Regions from separate parts of the Homo sapiens genome. Here region 2 is linked to region 1. The links are chromatin contacts, found by Hi-C or POLR2A ChIA-PET in ENCODE. All regions are on one chromosome and are shown on one strand. Each heading gives the region's core, a stretch centred on a gene start or an enhancer-like site at or near the end of the contact. The rest is flanking DNA. Distances are from core to core; before and after follow the strand shown. Region 1 holds the start of CFAP20DC (CFAP20 domain containing). Region 2 overlaps LOC105377109 (a long non-coding RNA gene).

Region 1 (4,695 bases), core at 842-3,341:
TGAGCATTCCTACAAGATATTTTTACGTATGTAATACAAATTAATGTGAAGATCTATAAAATCTGTATAAGAGAAATAAAATATTGTGTCTACAGACAGCCTACTGGTTCCCCATTGTAAACATGAGAACATGGAAGGACACACTTATGTAAGCACACTGAAGATATTACTGAATGTCCATAAGCTTTAATTATTTAAGAAAGGGGAATTAAATAAGATAATTATCTCTAAGGAAGAATTTATTGCAAAAAATGAGAATCCTATATGAGGATTAAATACGGTTTGAATTATAAACAATATGTGAGCAAATCTAATTTCTGTAAGGAATTTCCAGCTTTTAATTTTTCTCAGTAATATAAAGATATTTTTGCCTCTCAGTTATAACACACGATCACTTGGAGGTAAGACATTTAATGTCTTCTTCCTTAGGCAGTATTACGTGCAAACTGTATATGGGATAGAATTACTATAGCTTGTGAGGGCAGGTAATATTTCACTATGAATTTAAATTTGAGACAGCTAGTTGTTTTAAAAGACAAAAGCCCTCATACTCGGTGAGACGGCAAACTCTCCCTGCTGCTTTTTGCTTTCCCATGTCCTCCAAGTTTCCTGTAGTGGGCACATGTTTTTTTGATAATATATTTTACCTATAAGAAGTGAGACAAACTCTCTAAAAGTGTTCTAGCCCAATTAGTGATAACGAATGGGACAGAAGAAAGAGAACTGCAGACTACTCCGAGAGCACTCATAATGAGGCAAGTAGTGTTAGGTGAATGAAAAGGCAGAAGCAATAAAGAGGTGGAGACGGGTAGAGAACTGATTAGATACAGTAACAAACGTTCATCAGAACAGCAGGACTAGCATGGTAAACAGACTGTAAACAAGGAGTGTAACCTCTTGCAAAGGCGAGGAGAGGAGACCAGGAAGGGAGGTGTCCAGTGAGGTGAGGAAAGCAGGTCGAGACACTCTAGGATACTCAAAGTGACTGAGGACGACCCAGAAGCAGTGTTTCTCCAAGTGTGATCCTTGGACCCCCTGCATAGGAATCACTTGGGGGAACTAGTTAAAAAGCTTAATCAAGTGACCCCCATCCAGAGATTCGGATTCACCAGATCTGGGATGCGGGTCAGGAAATCTGCACGTTTACAAGCACCCCAAGAAAGCCTGATGTACTCCAACGTCTGAGATTCACTGACTCCCAGTTCTGTAAAAATAAAACAGCACATAGCCAAAGTGCTTATTTTCTTTCTTGATGTAACAATGCATGCATTCACTCATTCACTCTTCTAAATCGCTTCTGAGATACCAGTGTTGCATGAATACTGAGTCTCCAAAGCGCTTTGTTAAAACTCAAGATTTCTGGGCCCTGCCCTCAAGATTCTGATTCAGGAGGTTTCAGTGGGGCTTAAGATCTCCATTTTAGGTAGAATCACAGACAATTAATTCATCTTAAGAAACACTGAGTTGGAGAGTGAACAAAAGCCAAATCATACGCCTAGACATTGGTAAATTTTTCCTTCTCTCTGGGTCAACAGCATTCACCCATTAATTCTGTCTTACCCCTGAAAAAGACCTTATTATGGGGATAGAGGGTGCACTTTATCCTCACCCCGATCACGGACTACCTCACCCAAGAGGAGAAAGGTATAGACAGGTTGGAGAACCGTTTCGGGTTACCTGGTACTCATTTTTGAACATTCCCGCAGGGGGCCCAGGGCTTGGGGGGCACAGAGTTCAGGGTTTCCAGCGAGTGGCGTGACCCTGACGGCTGGAAATCGGCTGGCGGGAACCCAGGAGCCCGACGGGTGGGAAAGGGCTTCGTGCTTGGCCCAGACTTGGGCAGGCTCTTCTCAGCCCCTCCGGCCCCTGGTCAGCTCCATCTCCCGCCCTCCATCAGCACCATTGCGGCTCCAGCCTCCGCGGTGCCCGGGTCTGGGGAGGGCGCAGCTGCCTGGACGGACTCCGGGCCGTCCCTGGGGAGTGATTGTGTGTGTAACCTACGTGACGGGGCGCCCAGTCGCGGAGCCACAGACAACCGCCCGCTGGCCTAGGAAAAGCGGGCGCGCTCCCGCTGCCGCCCCACCCCAGAATCAAACCGCGAAAGAGCAGCGCCGAGCGCCACCCGCGTTCCGGCCGCGCCCATTGGTTCCCACTGGGCGCCTGCGCGTTGCGCTCTCTAGGCTTCTCGCCGACGGGCACGGGAGGATACGCGGTGACGTAGCGTTGCCCAGGCAACCGCGGGACTCCTGGAGAAATGGTGGGCGGTCCAAACGGTGAGCAGCACGCTCCTTACTTAGGTCATGACCTCTGCCGACTAAAAAGGCTAAACTCAGCGTGGATTAGGGCTATACCAGGTACTGGACTCTTCTAGAGTACTGTCACATCGGTTTGGTCTCTCCTCGTGGTAAACAGATAACTGGTAGGTTCCTGAGGGATACAGTCATGGACTCATGGAACCCTCACGCGGCCTTTGCTTAGAAGGTTCCCAAATTTGGGTTCGTTGAGGCAGTAAGAGGGTCTGCTGGACCCTTTCATTGTTTCAGAAGACCCTAGGAAGCCAAGATTTTTTTGTAGAAAATAATAACTTATTGAGACTAGCACTGGCTTAAGTGTAACTATTAAGTTACTTTATTTAGTTTCTAGATCAGAGCCACTTCTTACATGGAAGGTACTATTGCCAATTTTTGGCTAAGGAACTGTGGCTCAGAAAGGTTAAATGGCTTGGCCAAAGTCATATGGCACTGAGAGGTGACAGCATGCTGGCAGTCCTCAGAGCCCTCGCTTGCTCTCGGCACCTCCCCTGCCTGGGCTCCCACTTTGGCGGCATTTGAGGAGCCCTTCAGCCCCCCACTGCACTGTGGGAGCCCCTTTCTGGGTTGGCCAAGGCTGGAGCCCACTCCCTCAGCTTGCAGGGAGGTGTGGAGGGAGAGGCGCGAGCGGGAACCCGGGCTACGTGCCGCGCTTGCAGGCCAGCTGGAGTTCCGGGTGGGCGTGGACTTGGCAGGCCCCGCACTCGGAGCAGCCGGCCAGCCCTGCTGGCCCCGGGCAATGAGGGACTTAGCACCCGGGCCAGTGGCTGCAGAGGGTCTACTGGGTCCCCCAGCGTGCTGGCCCACCGGCACTGTGCTCGATTTCTCGCCAGGCCTTAGCTGCCTTCCCGCGGGGCAGGGCTCAGAACCTGCAGCCCGCCATGCCTGAGCCTCCCACCCACTCCGTGTGTTCCTGTGCAGCCCGAGCCTCCCCGATGAGCGCCGCCCCCTGCTCCACGGCGCCCAGTCCCATCGACCACCCAACGGCTGAGTAGTGTGAGCGCACGGTGCGGGACTGGCAGGCAGCTCCACCTGCGGCCCCAGTGCGGGATCCACTAGGTGAAGCCAGCTGGGCTCCTGAGTCTGGTGGGGAGGTGGAGAGTCTTTACGTCTAGCTCAGGGATTGTAAATAACCAATCAGCACCCTGTGTTTAGCTCAAGGTTTGTGAGTACACCAATTGACACTCTGTGTCTAGCTGCTCTGGTGGGGCCTTGGAGAACCTGTGTGTCCAAACTCTGTATCCAGCTAATCTGATGGGGACGTGGAGAACCTTCGTGTCTAGCTCAGGGATTGTAAACGCACCAATCAGCGCCCTGACAAAACAGGCCACTGGGCTCTACCAATCAGCAGGATGTGGGTGGGGCCAGATAAGAGAATAAAAGCAGGCTGCCCGAGCCAGCATTGGCAACTAGCTGGGGGTCCACTTCCACACTGTGGAAGCTTTGTTCTTTCACTCTTTGCAATAAATCTTGCTACTGCTCACTCTTTGGGTCCACACTGCTTTTATGAGCTGTAACACTCACCGCGAAGATCTGCAGCTTCTCTCCTGAAGCCAGCGAGACCACGAGCCCACCAGGAGGAACAAACAACTCCAGACGTGCTGCCTTAAGAGCTGTAACACTCACCGCGAAGGTCTGCAGTTTCACTCCTGAGCCGGTGAGACCACGAACCCACCAGAAGGAAGAAACTCCGAACACATCCGAACATCAGAAGGAACAAACTCCAGACGCGCCACCTTAAGAGCTGTAACACTCACCGCGAGGGTCCGCGGCTTCATTCGTGAAGTCAGTGAGACCAAGAACCCACCGATTCCGGACACAGCACCAGTTAGGAACTCTTATCTGATGCTGCACTCATGGTTGAGTTAGGTCAATGGCATAGGTTAATGCTAATCAGGTACCACTCATAAAATTCCTGCTATAGGCAGAGTGGCTCACAGGTTCACGATTCTGTGAGGTAAGGGTTAGTCTCCTTTCATTTGAGAAGATTGAGATTCAGAGTCGATTAGGAATTTACTCAAGGATGCAATATTGAGTTTCATTTATGTTTGAGTCTAAAGCCTGGAATCATTCCACTTCACCCAAAAACCTCAAACATTTATTGTCGTATCATATGCCAACTATTATGGATTATGTAAGGGACGCGAAAATAAATGATATTTGGACCTGCTCCTTATCAAGGATAAGAAGAGCAGATAAGGAACAAACCTTCTTGAACATTCTAAGCCAAATAATAGATGGAAAGGAAATAGAGGTGGGGGCCATGGCACAGCTATACATTGCAGTATAGTGTCTAGAATCCAAAATTCCTGATTTCTAGACTGGCAAACTTAGTTCAACAGCAGTTTCTTGTAAGGCTCTGTGCTGGAGGCTTTGACAATTGTGA
Region 2 (4,695 bases), core at 680-3,179, 370 kb before region 1:
CTCTCTTCAGAGCTGGCAGGCAGGAACGTTTAAGTCTGCTGAAGCTGTGCCCACAGCCACCCCTTCCCCCAGGTGCTCTGTCCCAGGGAGATGGGAGTTTTATCTATAAGCCCCTGACTGGGGCTGCTGCCTTTCTTTCAGAGATGCCATGCCTGGAGAGGAGGAATCTAGACAGGAAGTCTGGCTACAGCAGCTTTGCTGAGCTGCGGTGGGCTCCGTCCAGTTTGAACTTCCCCTTTGTTTACACTGTGAGGGGAAAACTGCCTACTCAAGTCTCAATAATGGCAGATGCCCTTCCCCCCACCAAGCTCGAGCATCCCAGGTCGACTTCAGACTGCTGTGCTGGCAGCGAGAATTTCAAACCAGTGGATCTTAGCTTGCTGGCCTCCATGGGGGTAGGATCCACTGAGTAGACCACTTGGCTCCCTGGCTTCATCCCCCTTTCCAGGGGAGTGAATGGTTATGTCTCACTGGCATTCTGGGCACCACTGGGGTATGGATAAAAAAACTGCATCTAGCTCAGTGTCTGCCCAAATGGCCGCCCAGTTTTTTGCTTGAAACCCAGGGCCCTGGTGGCATGGGCATCCAAGGGAATCTCCTGGTTTGCAGGTTTTGAAGACCATGGGAAAAGCGTAGTATCTGGGCCGGAATGCACTGTTCCTCACGGCACGGTCCCTCACGGCTTCCCCTTGGCTAGGGGAGGGAGTTCCCTGATCCCTTGTGCTTCCCGGGTGAGGTGACACCCTACCCTGCTTCAGCTCACCCTCTGTGGGCTGCATCCACTGTGTAACCAGTCCTAATGAGATAAGCCGGGTACCTCAGTTGGAAATGCAGAAATCACCCGCCTTCTGTGTTGATCTTGCTGGGAGCTGCAGACTGGAGCTGTTCCTACTCAGCCGTCTTGCCCAGGTTCCCCCCATTCTCCCAATTTTAAGGTGAGCTGATCAGCAACCTTAATTTTACCTGCAATCTTAATTCTCCTTTGCCATGTAACCTATTCATAATATTTGAAGTGGGAAAATCACTTCAAATGTTTTAAGAATTATGAAAATAATACTTGTTTATGGTAAAATATTCAGAACAGTGCAGAGCTATATGAAATATCTATTTAAATGCTCATCTTTACTCACTCTTGAAGATGAACCACTATTCATAATTTCTAAGTATTTTTCTAGAATTTTCTATGCATTCACAAGCATATATATGTCCTTCTCTCTGGTTCTTTGTCTTTCCCTTTCTGTTTTTCTCTGTTTCTCTCTCCCTTTTTCCTTGCTAGCCAAGCAGCCATACATCAGCTGGCATGAATTTTACTCTCTGCCATGGGTATAAGAAATATCATATTTCTTTATATTTCTAAATCAGGTTAAATTTCACTCCAACCCTCCACTTGTCAGCGTGGTGAGAACTTCAGTATCTACCATAATTTAACTTCAGTGCCAACCATAAATTCCGGAGTTTCTCTCATCCTTCTTAAGGCTGCCAAAAAATGGGGGTGTGGGGGCTTAGTGATGTTATGGAAATAGGATCGGATGTCTCCTTTTCTTTCCACATAGTCACGCATTTTAAAATAGTATCCTGGGAATGGTTCTGATGAAAACAATGTAAATAAACAAACCCACATAGAGACGAAAGACTGCAAGAGATGCAGCAAACTGCCAAATGGCTGTTTCCTGGAGGAGGTGTTTTGGCGATTTTAACTTTCTCCTTGATACTACTCTCTCTGTTCTACAGGTAACAGATGTAACTTTGGAATCATCATAATAAAGTTCAGGATAAGTACTCTATGTGGCTTCTCCACCTGCCTTTCCTTTCGGCTGAGTGTTTGCCCAACTTCCCAGGGGCAAACCCTCCTCGGGCATGGGCACAGGTTTAACAACGCTGGGAAATCCTCAGGATGTGAACCAGAGGCAGCTCCTACTGTGTCATCACTGCCTTCCTAGGTTTAAGGAAGTGTCTGGGTGGGGCAGGGATTTAGAGATCCTGGAAGGAAGCCTTTATGGACACCTCATAGCTTTTTTTATTGGGGTTTACAGCTGTTGTCCTTTTATTCAAAGAGGGAGTACTCACCCTCCCTGGCTTCCAGGCAGCTGGGCTGGCTGGAATTTGCCCTCTTGTCCTGGCTTCTCCAGTGACTTAGGGGAGGCAGAGGCCCCACTGAGGTAGGTGACCTGGAATTTCCCTCCTAGGAGCCAGGCTCTGAGTGGGTGGGCCAGCCAGGCATGTGGGCTGGTGGGTCTTCTCCCAGGGGCAGCCTGAGGGTGGGAGCAGCTCAGAGAACGCAGACATTGAGCACATCTGGGGACCAAAAGGACCCCTGGGAATTTCCTTTTGCAGGTTGTGCACAGGCAGCTTTGGAGTGGGGCAGGGAAGGCCGCTGCTCTGGTATAACCAAGCCTTATGGCATTCCTCGGTCCAGCTGTTCATCGACAAATGCTTAATGAATACCTTCTCTGGGCCAGAAAGCAGGCTGGGGTCTGTGGATATGAGGAAAAGCAAGAGGAGACCCACTTCCTGGTACAATCTGGGGTGGACACCATCAGAGGGATGCTGCCATTTGTTTCCTTTTGCCTGTCTTGCTTTTTTTTTTGGCTTTGTCTCCCATGCCTAAAATATAGTAGGAGCTCAATAAAAATGTGTGAAAAGAATGAAAAATGTGTTTCCTGCTAGTTGGAGTAATCAGTCCATCCCTAAAGAAATCTGAAAATCAAATGAAATGAAAGGATTTTATTTCTGATTCTCATAGATCATCGTCATCATTATCATCTCATCTTCATTGTCATCTCCATCATGATCATAGCTATGGGTGAGGCTCTTTTTTTCTTCATGCTTCCCTGTCATGCTCACATTTCATCATCACTAAGATGCCTGGGAGGAAGCCGGCCTCACCCATCACTTTAGCATGCATGTGGTCTGGTTGCCTGTGTTCAAATCCCGGCTCCTACACTGAGCAGCAGTGTGAGCTTGCTTGGGCAAGTCATTTTGTTTTTCTGAGCCCCGATGTCCTCTGTAAAATGAGGCTGTTAAGAGAGATGCCCCATCGGGTTGTTGTGAGGATGAAATGAGAAGATGCAGATCCAGTGTGCAGCAGGAAGCCTGGCTCAGCAGGGACTGCTTCCGCCCTTTTAGCCGCTGTCTTTCCCTGTGCTCTCCTTGACTTCACTGCCCTCCTCCTTTGCAAGAGGTCCTGACGCTGAGGGAGGGCTTGCTGCCTCAGGGGTGGGGCCCACATCTCTAGGGCTGTGGAGGGTGCTGGAACCAGGACTCAGACATGGAGCAGCAAAGGGAACACTGTGACTGATACTGTTCTCCAAATGCCTCCTTCCTCATTCAAATCCAAGGAGGCCCAGCGTGGGGCTGGGTGACCAGACCAGGGACAGGGTGATGTCGAGGACCAGTGTCTCACCACATCCTCCTAACATCATTGAGAGCAGAACCCAGGTCAGAAATCACCCCATTCAGACCCTTTCAGTGTGAGCGAGAAACCATGCCCCTCCACTCCTGCAGGACTTTGTGGGTACCCTGAGGCTTGCTCTTGACTCACTGATTGTCCTCTACCTGTCTCCACCAGTGCTGGGCTGATAAATGTTTGTCAATTAACTCTCCAGAGAAAAAAATGTATACTTGTCTGTACATACATAAATGGGTTATGTTTTACTGGTATTGAGGTTGTGTAGCAAACACATACCTTGAAATTTAAATAATAATAAGATATATAATACCCACTGTAAATTCCACACAGCCAATTGGCCTACAGCATACTTTCACTCATTTTTGCCAGCTTCTTGAATTAGCCAACCTGTAGTTGCAATTTAACCATGATTTGACAAAAGTAGACTGTGAATATATGGTTGCTTAGTTTCCCATTTAGCGAAGAGGTCTCTCAGGTCATCAAATGAATGAGTGTAGTTTTGTCATGAACATTGGTTGATGTTTTCATTTATATTAATGAATAAGATGAAAGTGAAACAATGAAGACACAGTCAATACTCCACTCAATCACAGTGACATGAATGACTTCTTTGCTGAATCAGATAACAGTTTTTGAATACTGGAAGAACATTTCCTTTTTTTTCCATTCACAACGTAATGGCCACAGACAGCCCATACCTTAATGTTTAATCTGCATTATTAACATTTTCTCTATCCTTTCTTAAGCCTAGGGTTTAGACAATCAACAGAACAAAAAATCAAGCTCCAATTTATAGTGTTTGTCAATTTCCATGATGTAAATGCACACGCTATGACTAATTTCAAGCTACCACTGTGAAATCACTAATGTGTAGCTGGAAAGATATGCACAGTAGCACACCACTATGTGATATTTCTACCATGCAGATACACTATATGTAAATAACTTCAAGAGCATAGATAATAGTAAGAGGTAGAAAAATCATTGGGAACTGACGGGTTTTGAGTGTTTGGTTTTTTTTTTTTTGAGACCAGGTCTGATTCTGTCACCCAGGCTGGAGTGCAGTGGTACATTCACAGCTTGACTTCTCAGGCTCAAGTGATCCTCCCACCTCAGCTCCCTGAGTAGCTGGAACCACGGGCATGCACCACCACACCCAGAAAAAATTTTAAAATTTTTTTTAGAGGTGGGCTCTCCATATGTTGCTCAGGCTGGTCTCGAACTCCTGAGCTCAAGCAATCCTCCCACCTTGGCCTCCCAAAGTGCTGGGATTACAAGTATGAGCC

The links. Hi-C counts contacts between places; a loop is a spot of excess contacts on that map. ChIA-PET counts read pairs that join two places held with the same protein, here RNA polymerase II (POLR2A). Pooled maps may share reads with other maps.
Region 2: a pooled map shows a loop between it and region 1 (2.2-fold over the local background). The contact joins the enhancer-like site here to the promoter of CFAP20DC in region 1. A Hi-C loop is called at or near these places in 10 of 37 single-sample maps with no recorded cell type and 8 of 50 pooled maps. POLR2A ChIA-PET finds 5 or more read pairs at or near these places in 1 of 52 experiments (PC-3).

Annotation. Positions count from the first base shown.
Region 1 is chr3:59,047,934-59,052,628 of GRCh38, forward strand. It overlaps CFAP20DC (CFAP20 domain containing), which reads right to left and starts at 2,092. Exons shown (of 17, transcript NM_001394063.1): 1 at 1,678-2,092. The coding sequence starts at 1,698.
Region 2 is chr3:58,678,147-58,682,841 of GRCh38, forward strand. All of the region lies in intron 2 of LOC105377109 (a long non-coding RNA gene), which reads left to right. Among named protein-coding and RNA genes, the nearest start is that of FAM3D, 14 kb to the left of the region's middle. Within about 2 kb of position 1,930, at least 2 of the 41 ENCODE cell types and tissues checked have a DNase peak (open chromatin) inside an H3K27ac peak, as active enhancers do.